Linked DNA regions of Homo sapiens: all the other regions are linked to region 2. The links are chromatin contacts, found by Hi-C or POLR2A ChIA-PET in ENCODE. All regions are on one chromosome and are shown on one strand. The core of a region is the stretch at or near the end of the contact, and the rest is flanking DNA. Distances in the headings are between cores, read along the strand shown.

What was found. A loop is a pair of places that touch in the nucleus more often than their neighbours do. ChIA-PET counts read pairs that join two places held with the same protein, here RNA polymerase II (POLR2A). Pooled maps may share reads with other maps.
Region 1: a pooled map shows a loop between it and region 2 (3-fold over the local background). The contact joins two enhancer-like sites. A Hi-C loop is called at or near these places in 4 of 37 single-sample maps with no recorded cell type and 7 of 50 pooled maps. POLR2A ChIA-PET finds 5 or more read pairs at or near these places in 1 of 52 experiments (B cell).
Region 3: a loop to region 2 is called in a map of OCI-LY7, with 3 times the contacts of the local background. The contact joins two enhancer-like sites. A Hi-C loop is called at or near these places in 1 of 168 maps with a recorded cell type or tissue (OCI-LY7), 6 of 37 single-sample maps with no recorded cell type and 8 of 50 pooled maps. POLR2A ChIA-PET finds 5 or more read pairs at or near these places in 2 of 52 experiments (OCI-LY7 and naive thymus-derived CD4-positive, alpha-beta T cell).

The regions. Positions count from the first base shown.
Region 1 is chr1:230,103,622-230,106,434 of GRCh38, forward strand. The region is part of intron 1 of GALNT2 (polypeptide N-acetylgalactosaminyltransferase 2); the gene reads left to right. Among named protein-coding and RNA genes, the nearest start is that of GALNT2, 38 kb to the left of the region's middle. RefSeq lists enhancers at 806-2,005, 1,377-2,098, 2,065-2,134. Within about 2 kb of position 1,255, at least 29 of the 41 ENCODE cell types and tissues checked have a DNase peak (open chromatin) inside an H3K27ac peak, as active enhancers do.
Region 2 is chr1:229,691,845-229,694,591 of GRCh38, forward strand. No RefSeq gene overlaps it. Among named protein-coding and RNA genes, the nearest start is that of URB2, 67 kb to the left of the region's middle. Within about 2 kb of position 1,492, at least 13 of the 41 ENCODE cell types and tissues checked have a DNase peak (open chromatin) inside an H3K27ac peak, as active enhancers do; they include OCI-LY7, where a contact is called at or near this core.
Region 3 is chr1:230,121,170-230,123,898 of GRCh38, forward strand. All of the region lies in intron 1 of GALNT2 (polypeptide N-acetylgalactosaminyltransferase 2), which reads left to right. Among named protein-coding and RNA genes, the nearest start is that of GALNT2, 55 kb to the left of the region's middle. RefSeq lists enhancers at 1,962-2,091, 2,102-2,311. Within about 2 kb of position 1,347, at least 9 of the 41 ENCODE cell types and tissues checked have a DNase peak (open chromatin) inside an H3K27ac peak, as active enhancers do; they include OCI-LY7, where a contact is called at or near this core.

The sequences.
Region 1 (2,813 bases), core at 5-2,504, 410 kb after region 2:
ATTCTTGCAGGATTTTGTCTGTGGTTCTAAGGAGACAAGTAGGTGGCACACAAAAACAGAAAATGAAAGAACCCATCCCTCCAAAACCACACACACAAAGCCAAAAGGAAAAAAAAAAAGCACATAATTATCATGTAGGCACTGTTGCAGCTAACCCTGATTTTGGCCTCAATTCTGAAACAAGTTAGCTGGTTTAGACAAACCCCTTATTAGGTAATGGATTGTTATTCATTCCTCCCCTTCTCCTAGTCATTTACTCCGTGAGAGCTGCTCCTACCTGACCTTCCACTGATTTTGGTAGCAGCATCTCCCAGAGCGACTGTTTCCTTCTTCAGCAGTGTTCCTTACTCAGGGTGTAAGATCTTAACCCCACAGAGCCCCGTATCAGGTTTAATTAACTAATTGATTCAGCTTGTGCTTACTGAGTGCGAGGCAGTCATGTGCTTCTGTTTGGTAAATGGCTTCATTTTCCCTCTAACTCCTGAGCGTCCTGAAGCTTCTCTTATGGTTCTCTCCAAAGGAGTCAGCAGGCTGGCTCTGCAAGGGTCAGTAGGTTCTGGGGTGGTGGGGGGCCGAGGGAGGCAGGGAGGTTGGCTCTGTCTTTATTTGGCATAGAGCTCCCCGAACAGGGTCTCTCCTCCTTTCTCCAAAGGTTAATGGAACCACTATCTTAAAAAGCTGAAATCTTATCTTCTGGGGTATTTGGGTAGAGAAGGCTAGGGAATCCCTTTTCCATGGTGGTGCAGTAGGTTCTCAGAACCAGCTGGTGGGCCTCAAAGAGAGGCGGCTGTATTTTAGCCTGATAATCTTGATTCCTGGTTTCCTGGCTCTGTAGCATCAGAAATGGGAAGCTTTAAAAGCCGTGCCTTGTTGGATGCACCGAGTCATAAAATAAATGTGATGTGCTGGGTGGGGGAAATGCGGGAGGAGGGAAACAGGTGGTTGGAGCTGCTTCGTGATGGCCGCCCACCCTGGCTCTCCTTTCTTAATAGGCTTCAGAAATCCTGGAATGCGTAATTCACCAGCTCACAGAGTTCCACCCATGTCCCCAGTGGCTTCAAAATGTAAATGACATTTGCAGTGCTGGGAGGTAGGAGGGCGATCCCGTTCCTTCCCTGGATCTCAGTCGCAGAGGTGCTGGCTCATGTGCCTGAGTGCAGCGGCTGGCCCGTCATTACTGGTCTTTGCAGGAAGCCACTCTGAAGGCACCTGGGCCCTTGCCAGGCTGAGTCACAGCTGACTTAGGGAAATGCCACACAGGACGCTTGCAGTCCCCCCGTTCTAAGCGTAGGTTTTGCAACTGCATACTCGGAAAATGAATCAGAGTGGGGGAAAGTGTCAGAGAAACAGCAGAAATGGAATGTAGGCAGGAGGGCCACAGTGGCGCTGTGGATTCAGACCACACCTTCGGCTCTGTTTGGGGCCCTTCCTGTAAGGAGCGTACTGATGCCAGAGGCTGGGGGTGTGGAAGGGAAGCTGCTGTGCTGTTAGATCCATTCTGCTATTTAGCCAGCCTTCCTTTTCCCAGCTGGCACAGACAGGATGTGTTAGAGAGGTGCTCAGACCTCCTTTCAGAGCAACTGAATCATTCTCCAGGAGGGACAGGGAGTCTGAAATGCAAACAGGTTCCCAGGGTTATTGAAGAGCAGCCAAACTGAACACCCACTGCTCTGTGGACTCAAGCTGGTTTTAGACATTGTTTGGTCAGGACCAGAGCCGAGCTCTGGGGCCCACTGGGGGCTCTTGTCGCACCATATCATTGATTCTACAATGCACATTTCCCCCGCCTCTCATGTTTTAACATGTCTGAAATCAGGATGCATCTTCCATGGATGGTGTTTCAGGGTTTCATTGATCGTGTTTTTCTTCCTGAGTGGCACACAAAATTAATGGTGCTCCCTAGAGTTGATGGTCCCTGCGGTTCAGTGAACCGTGTTGCTCTTGTGTAAGCTCCTGTGGGAACATAGAGTCTCTGTGTCCCACCTTCTTCCTCGCAGTGGTCAGCACGGATGAGGTGGGAGTTGCATAAATGTCAGCATTCGAAAGTGAGGGCGTCTGTCGGTGCTGTCTCACTGTGGGGCTTCAGAGAACGTGAGCACCTGTGTTTGCATTCTCCATCAAGGTTCATGTCCTGTTGGCTCATAAGCATGATTATATCCATTATACAAACTGGGGCACAGGCACCCAGAGAGAAGTCAAAAGACTTGTTCAAGATGGACAACTAGGAAGTGGTGGGGACAGACCAGTCCTGTCTGATGCCAGATCCAGCGCTGTATCTGCCAGTCAGCATGCACACTTTCATCTCTCCAGCCTCTTCCCACTCACCTTTACTCAACATTTCTGGGCCTCCATAGTGATTGTAGTAATTCGGTAAAGATGATTCATTTCTTTAGTCCGGTCTTCGGACTTGACTTCTTAGAAGCAGGTCTTGTGCAATAGTTGCATATTAACCACTTGGTGACACAGTGCATGAGGGTATGCCAACTCTTTTTGCTCATGGCCGTGCAGTGCAGAATTTCCAGGCATTGTCCGCTCTGTTTCCTGGACTTCGGAGTGATAGCAAAGTTTTGTATTCCCTGATCAGCTGTGTATCTCTGAGCAGCAAGTTGATCTCTCTGTATAAGGGTGACTGTGCCCATGGAGGATGGCATGCAATTGCCTAAAGATTTCAGTCTGAGAATCTGAGAAACGATACTGAATGGAGATGACAGGCTTAGTGCCTGCTTCCAGGAGCCATGCCTCCTCCTGGCCTGGAATGAATACCTAAACACCTGAGGCTCTGAGTTCCGGCAGTGTGCTGAAACTGCTGTTGG
Region 2 (2,747 bases), core at 242-2,741:
GGTCCTGTGGGAGCACAGAGCAGGAACTTCCTGGAACTGAGCATTTTTGTTTGTTTGTTTGAGACAAGGTCTTACTCTGTTGCCCAGGCTAGATGCAGTGGTGCCATCACAGCTCACTGTAACCTCCAACTCCTGGGCTCAAGCGATCCTTCTGCCTTAGTGTCCTGAGTAGCTAGGAATACAGGCATGCACCACCACACCTGGATAATTTTTAAAATTTTCTGCCGACAGAGGGTCTCACTATATTGCCCAGGCTGGTCTCAAACTCCTGGCCTCAAGAAATCCTTTTATCTTGACCTCCCAAAGTGCTGGAATGACAGGAGTAAGTCACCGGCCTCAGCCCTGGGAGCTGAGTCTTGATGAGAAGTTAGCTAAATGAAGAAGGAAGGGCCACCAGATGAAAAATTCATAACAAAGCCTGAATGAAAACTCGGGATTTCGGAGTCCTGGTCCAGTGTTTTTCTTACTTATCTGGGTTTTCAGAATCTCGTCTAGAAGAGACTCATATTCTTGTTTAATCTGGCAGGGCTTTTTTTCTTGTAAGGTTTGTTGGGAAATGAGGTATTTTGACCTGCTTGACTGATTCACCTACTAAAAGGATTATATAGTCACTGCTCTAGAAAACCACTTCCTCAGTGAGAATGTGGTCCCGTAGATTGTGCGTCCTGGTTTTTCACACATTATTATCATTCTTTTTTGTTTGTTTGTTTCAGACGGAGTCTCGCTCTGTCACCCAGGCTGGAGTGCAGTGGTGCGATCTTGGCTCACTGCAACCTCTGCCTCCCAGGTTCAAGCAATTCTCATGTCTCAGCCTCCCAAGTAGCTGGGACTACAGGCATGCACCACCATGCCCAGCTAATTTTTAAATTTTTAGTAGAGACAGGGTTTCGCCATGTTGGCCAGGCTGGTCTTGAACTCCTGACCTCAGGTGATCCACCCACCTTGGCCTCCCAAAGTGCTGGGATTACAGGCGTGAGCCGCCACACCCAGCCTATTATTTATTATTCTAACCTGTGTTCCAACACACTTCAATGACCTGCTTGTTGAATGGCTTTCAGAAGGGAGGCTTTGCCTTTCTTCCTGGGATAGAGTCATCTGAGTTTGTCTTGGCTCAGTTCTAAGTGACTGGTCTCTTTACCTGTCATCCCCATTGCCAGCTTAGATCTAGGCAGCATCCCATGAGACTCAATCCTTCCTGGAATCAGATGAGTGGACAGTGGGGTGGGCCCTGCCAGCCCAGCCAAACAGTCAGATCCTCTCCCTGAGGATCTGGAATAGGGATGCTTCCAGTTCCGGGGACTGACTTGATTAGCTATAGGTTCCAAGTACAGTTATGTAGAGTCAAGTTTCATGGTGAGGCTTACTTAGACAAAGCAATAAGCAAACTGAAGTTGTGAAGGAGCAGAAACCCTGAACAGCAAGGGGAAGCCAGCCCATAGGGAGGATATGGGAGCAGGTGTACAGAGAGAAGCCAAGATGAGAGATGATGTGGCTTGAGAAACGGTTGCCATTCATTCTCTGGTTCCCTGGAGACCCAGCTGCACTTCCTACAGCTGGGTTCTGTTACATCGCTCTGTGTCTTGTACAATAAACCTTTTGCTTGAGCTGGCTTGCGTGGGTTTCTGATCCTTCAACAAAAACTTCCTGTGATTCTAGCAGTCCCAAATCGATTTCTCCCCAGATCTTTCAGCTGACATGATTTCTTCCCCTTTTGTTACCTAGTCTATGAGAATGAAGGAGATTCTGTCGGCATCAGTGATTTTCTTTTTCCAGCTATTGCAAAGGTATTTTACATTTGCTAGGGGTTAGAGGCAATGACTCGGTACTTTCTCCAACACAGGGGGAGCAGATTCATCGGTGAAGTCAATGATGGCCACTTACAAGCAGTTCCACATAAGCAGTGTATTGTAACACAGAAGTATTGAATAATTGAAAGCATAACCATACTAATAGGATCTTTGCCTGGCTACATGATAGCCATGAGAAATATCAGACCACGAGCCAGGGAGACAAGGTGCATAGTTCCAACCTTGCCTCTAATTGGCTGCGTGATTAAAGGCATCAGGGGCGTTCAGTGCACCTTGGGGTTTCAGCGGCCTCCTCCCCTTGCTCACAGGCTCAAATGAGACAAGGTATATGAAAGCAGTTTGAAAAGGTACAGAGTGCCTTACCCTGAGATATGTGAAGGACTATATTTAGTTACTGGGAGCTGGAAGGGCCTAATGTCTTTCCCACATGTCCTATCAAAGACACATGTGCAGGACAGCTGGTGAATACAGATCGGTGAAGTGCTGACCCTGGCTGTGCTTTGGAATCACAGTGGTGCTTTACAGACCCAGAGGGGCCGCCTTACCCAGTCTCTCTGAATCTGAAGCTTCTTGAGCAATGCTTGGCAGCCAGGGCTGAGAATCTCTTCTGCTGCCCTGTCTCCAAGTTAGGCGCCGAACTCTGGGAGTCAGCAGGCCTATGTTGGCTTCTGACGCTTGGATGTCCCGCCCAGCCCCTGGAGGTCAGAGCCCAGTGAAGAGACAGCAGGAGCCAGAGCCCCAAGCTGAGCACAGACACTTACTCATCCTCCCCCTCGCTGGCCACACTAATGGGAATAGTTGGGAGAGAAACTCTTCAGTGCTAACAGGCTGCAGCTGCTGTTGTGGCAGCAGCCAGGTGGTGAGTCGGCACAGTCGATGCCTGGCTTAATTTGCAGCAGGAAGCGGGGCTGGGGACAGTCTGCTTCCTCTGCCTCTCTT
Region 3 (2,729 bases), core at 97-2,596, 430 kb after region 2:
TCTGGAGGTCACTTCCAGCTCTTTCCTCTTTTCTGCAAGAGCCATGGTGCTGCACCTGCCTGCTGTGTGCTGGCACATGCCTGTGGGGTTGTGAAGGCTTTGTATGGGTCCCTGGACCACACCTGAGGAGGCGCTGTCTTAGTCCCGTGGCGGGCGGTGGGGCAGGCTCCCTGCACTGGAGGAAGCACCAGCAGGCTTTTGTGCGTGAACAGACAACTCTGTTGGCTTTCCTGCCCTCCCCTGTTTGCCTTCTTGATTTTTCCCTTCTCTTTTTGTTTCTGTCTCCATCCTGGTTGCATTCCCTCACTCCCCTCTTCTTTGTCCCTGCCAGGTTTCTGATGGGTTACTTCTTTGAGGAGGAGAACCCTACCACCATTCCAGAATACTCAAGGCAAGGTTTGAGGGGAGAATTAGGCGGATGTCCATTTCACAAGGCTTTGTTTTTGCCGAGGAGAACATCAGTGTCTGCCTTTAGTAGGTTGCCATCATCATAAGCAATAATAGCTGACTGTAACTCAGGGACTGTGCTGGGAACTTTCCATGCCCACGGAGTCAGTCCCTTCAGCAGCCCCAGGAGGATGAGTGCTTTTGCATACCCCACTTTGCATAGATCCCAAAAAGGGGACATTGGGACATTGGGAGCATCAGTAACTTGCTCGAGGTCACACAGCTAGAAGAGGGGAGGAGGGATTTAGAATGTATTTATTTATCTTATAACGTTTATTTTTTGATATATAAATTTATATTTCCCTTTGTAGTTTATTTAAATACTGTTATGCTTTTTTTTTTTTTTTTTTTCAAGGGACAGGGTCTTACTCTGTTGCCCAGGCTAGCCTTGAACTCTTGGGCTCAACCATTCAAGCCTCAGCCTCCCGACTAGCTGGGACTGTGGGTTTAGAATTTGAATCCAGTGTTCACCCTTCCTCCTGAGCGGTGCTGTACATTATGAACAGGTTGTTTGCCAGGAACTGGGATAATGCCATTTTCCTCATAAACCTTTGCCCCGCAAGCATGGGTAGACAGACAGCTGGTGCTTTCCTTGGTTATATTTGGCAAACTATATAACCAAACCAAACTTGATTATATTTGGCTAGTGGACCAGTTCTTTTGTAGTTGGTTAGAAAAGAAAAGATATCGCTTTCCCTTGAAAGAATTCATTCTCCATGAGATTGAGGTTCAGAAAATCTGTTAAATAAATCCCAAGCCCTGAGGCCTCCAAATCAGTGGCTGCTCCGCTGCTCCTCTCTCTCCCTCGACCTGGTCTCTCAGTGACCCCCTCATCTTTTCAAATCATAGCATGTTGGGACAAGTGTTCCAGGGAAGGCCTCTGTCAGTGTTTAGCTTACATTTCTTGGGTGTATCTTTTTGACAAAATTTTCCCCCCAGGGATAAGGAAACCAGAAAACCACAGTGGATCAGCGTGCAGGAATGCATAAGGGTGGCTCTGTGTGTGTGTGTGTGTGCATGTACATACGTGTGTGTGTGTGTTCATCCGTGTGTGTGTGTTTTCCTTCAGAGCATTTTAAAGGTCTCAGCTATTATTAACATGAATTTATTATCTATATTTAGGATAAGCCCACTAAGGATGATTTGGGATGAGCTGTGAATCTGTGGTGTATATATAGATCTCTGCACACGCGTATAGTGCATATTTATGTCTGCACGTACTCCTGGGCGTTGACATCTGCCTGTGGAATGCAGACATCTCTGTGCAGGGTTGTGGCCTGTCGTCTCTTGATTGGCAGTTGAAGTGTCCCGCATCCCCTTGTTATTAATAACTTGCTTGGGGCTACATTGAGTTGGGGATGTGCAGTAGTGATTTATCAAGACATTGTTATAAAGACACAAGGCTGGTTGTAATAGTCTAATCAGAACAAGTGTATTCAAAGTGGCGAGTTTCAAGCATGCTGTTTAGGAGACTTCACACTTATTTTCAGCGTTCAGAACATTGTTGAACCTCTGCTTTTGGCATCGTGGTCACAGCTAGTCTATGAGCCTTAGGAGAAATTATACTTGCCATTTGGTGCCCACTGTGAGTTTCTGACCAAGAACAAAATTTCCAAGCTTGATCACCTGCCTTATTCGTGACGCTTGGCTCCAAGTGGTTGTTAGCTGTTTCCAAAAAACAAATGTGCTTTAGAGGATGAACATTATGCTGTTGTCTCTGGGGGCCAACCCGTTAGGGGAGTTCCAGAAATATTTTGAATGATGACAGCATCATGGGAATACCAAGGGTCTCCCCAGGGGACTACTTTGAAGAGGGGCACATGCAGGTTGGTCATGTCTTTGTGTGAGTTCCAGGGTTCGAAAATAACTGACGTATACTGGTTGTGTATGTCTGTGTGTGTGTTGCCCGCACAGCTAAGTTTAGACACCGAGCTTTGGAGACCTCTGAGAGCCGACTCCACCTTTGATTTTCAGTTGTCTTTCATTTTGTACCCATTTGGTATTGTCTTGCTTGAGCCTTTGTGGAAATAGACCTTGACTTCATTTCTTAAGTCTTTTTTACTTTCTACGATTATGGAAAGGAAAAATATATATTTTATTTAGAAGGCAACAGGTGTACTTATGTTCTTCTCCTATATGATGGGTAGTGGAAATGTTTTAATTGCCTTCTTTTGTCTACTTTAACCTCATGATCATTGCCTTTGTTTGCTAGTCTCTCAGCATGCGTGGTTTTGAAAATGACCTGCACACTTAGCAGATGTGATACAGAAACCAAACCCCCG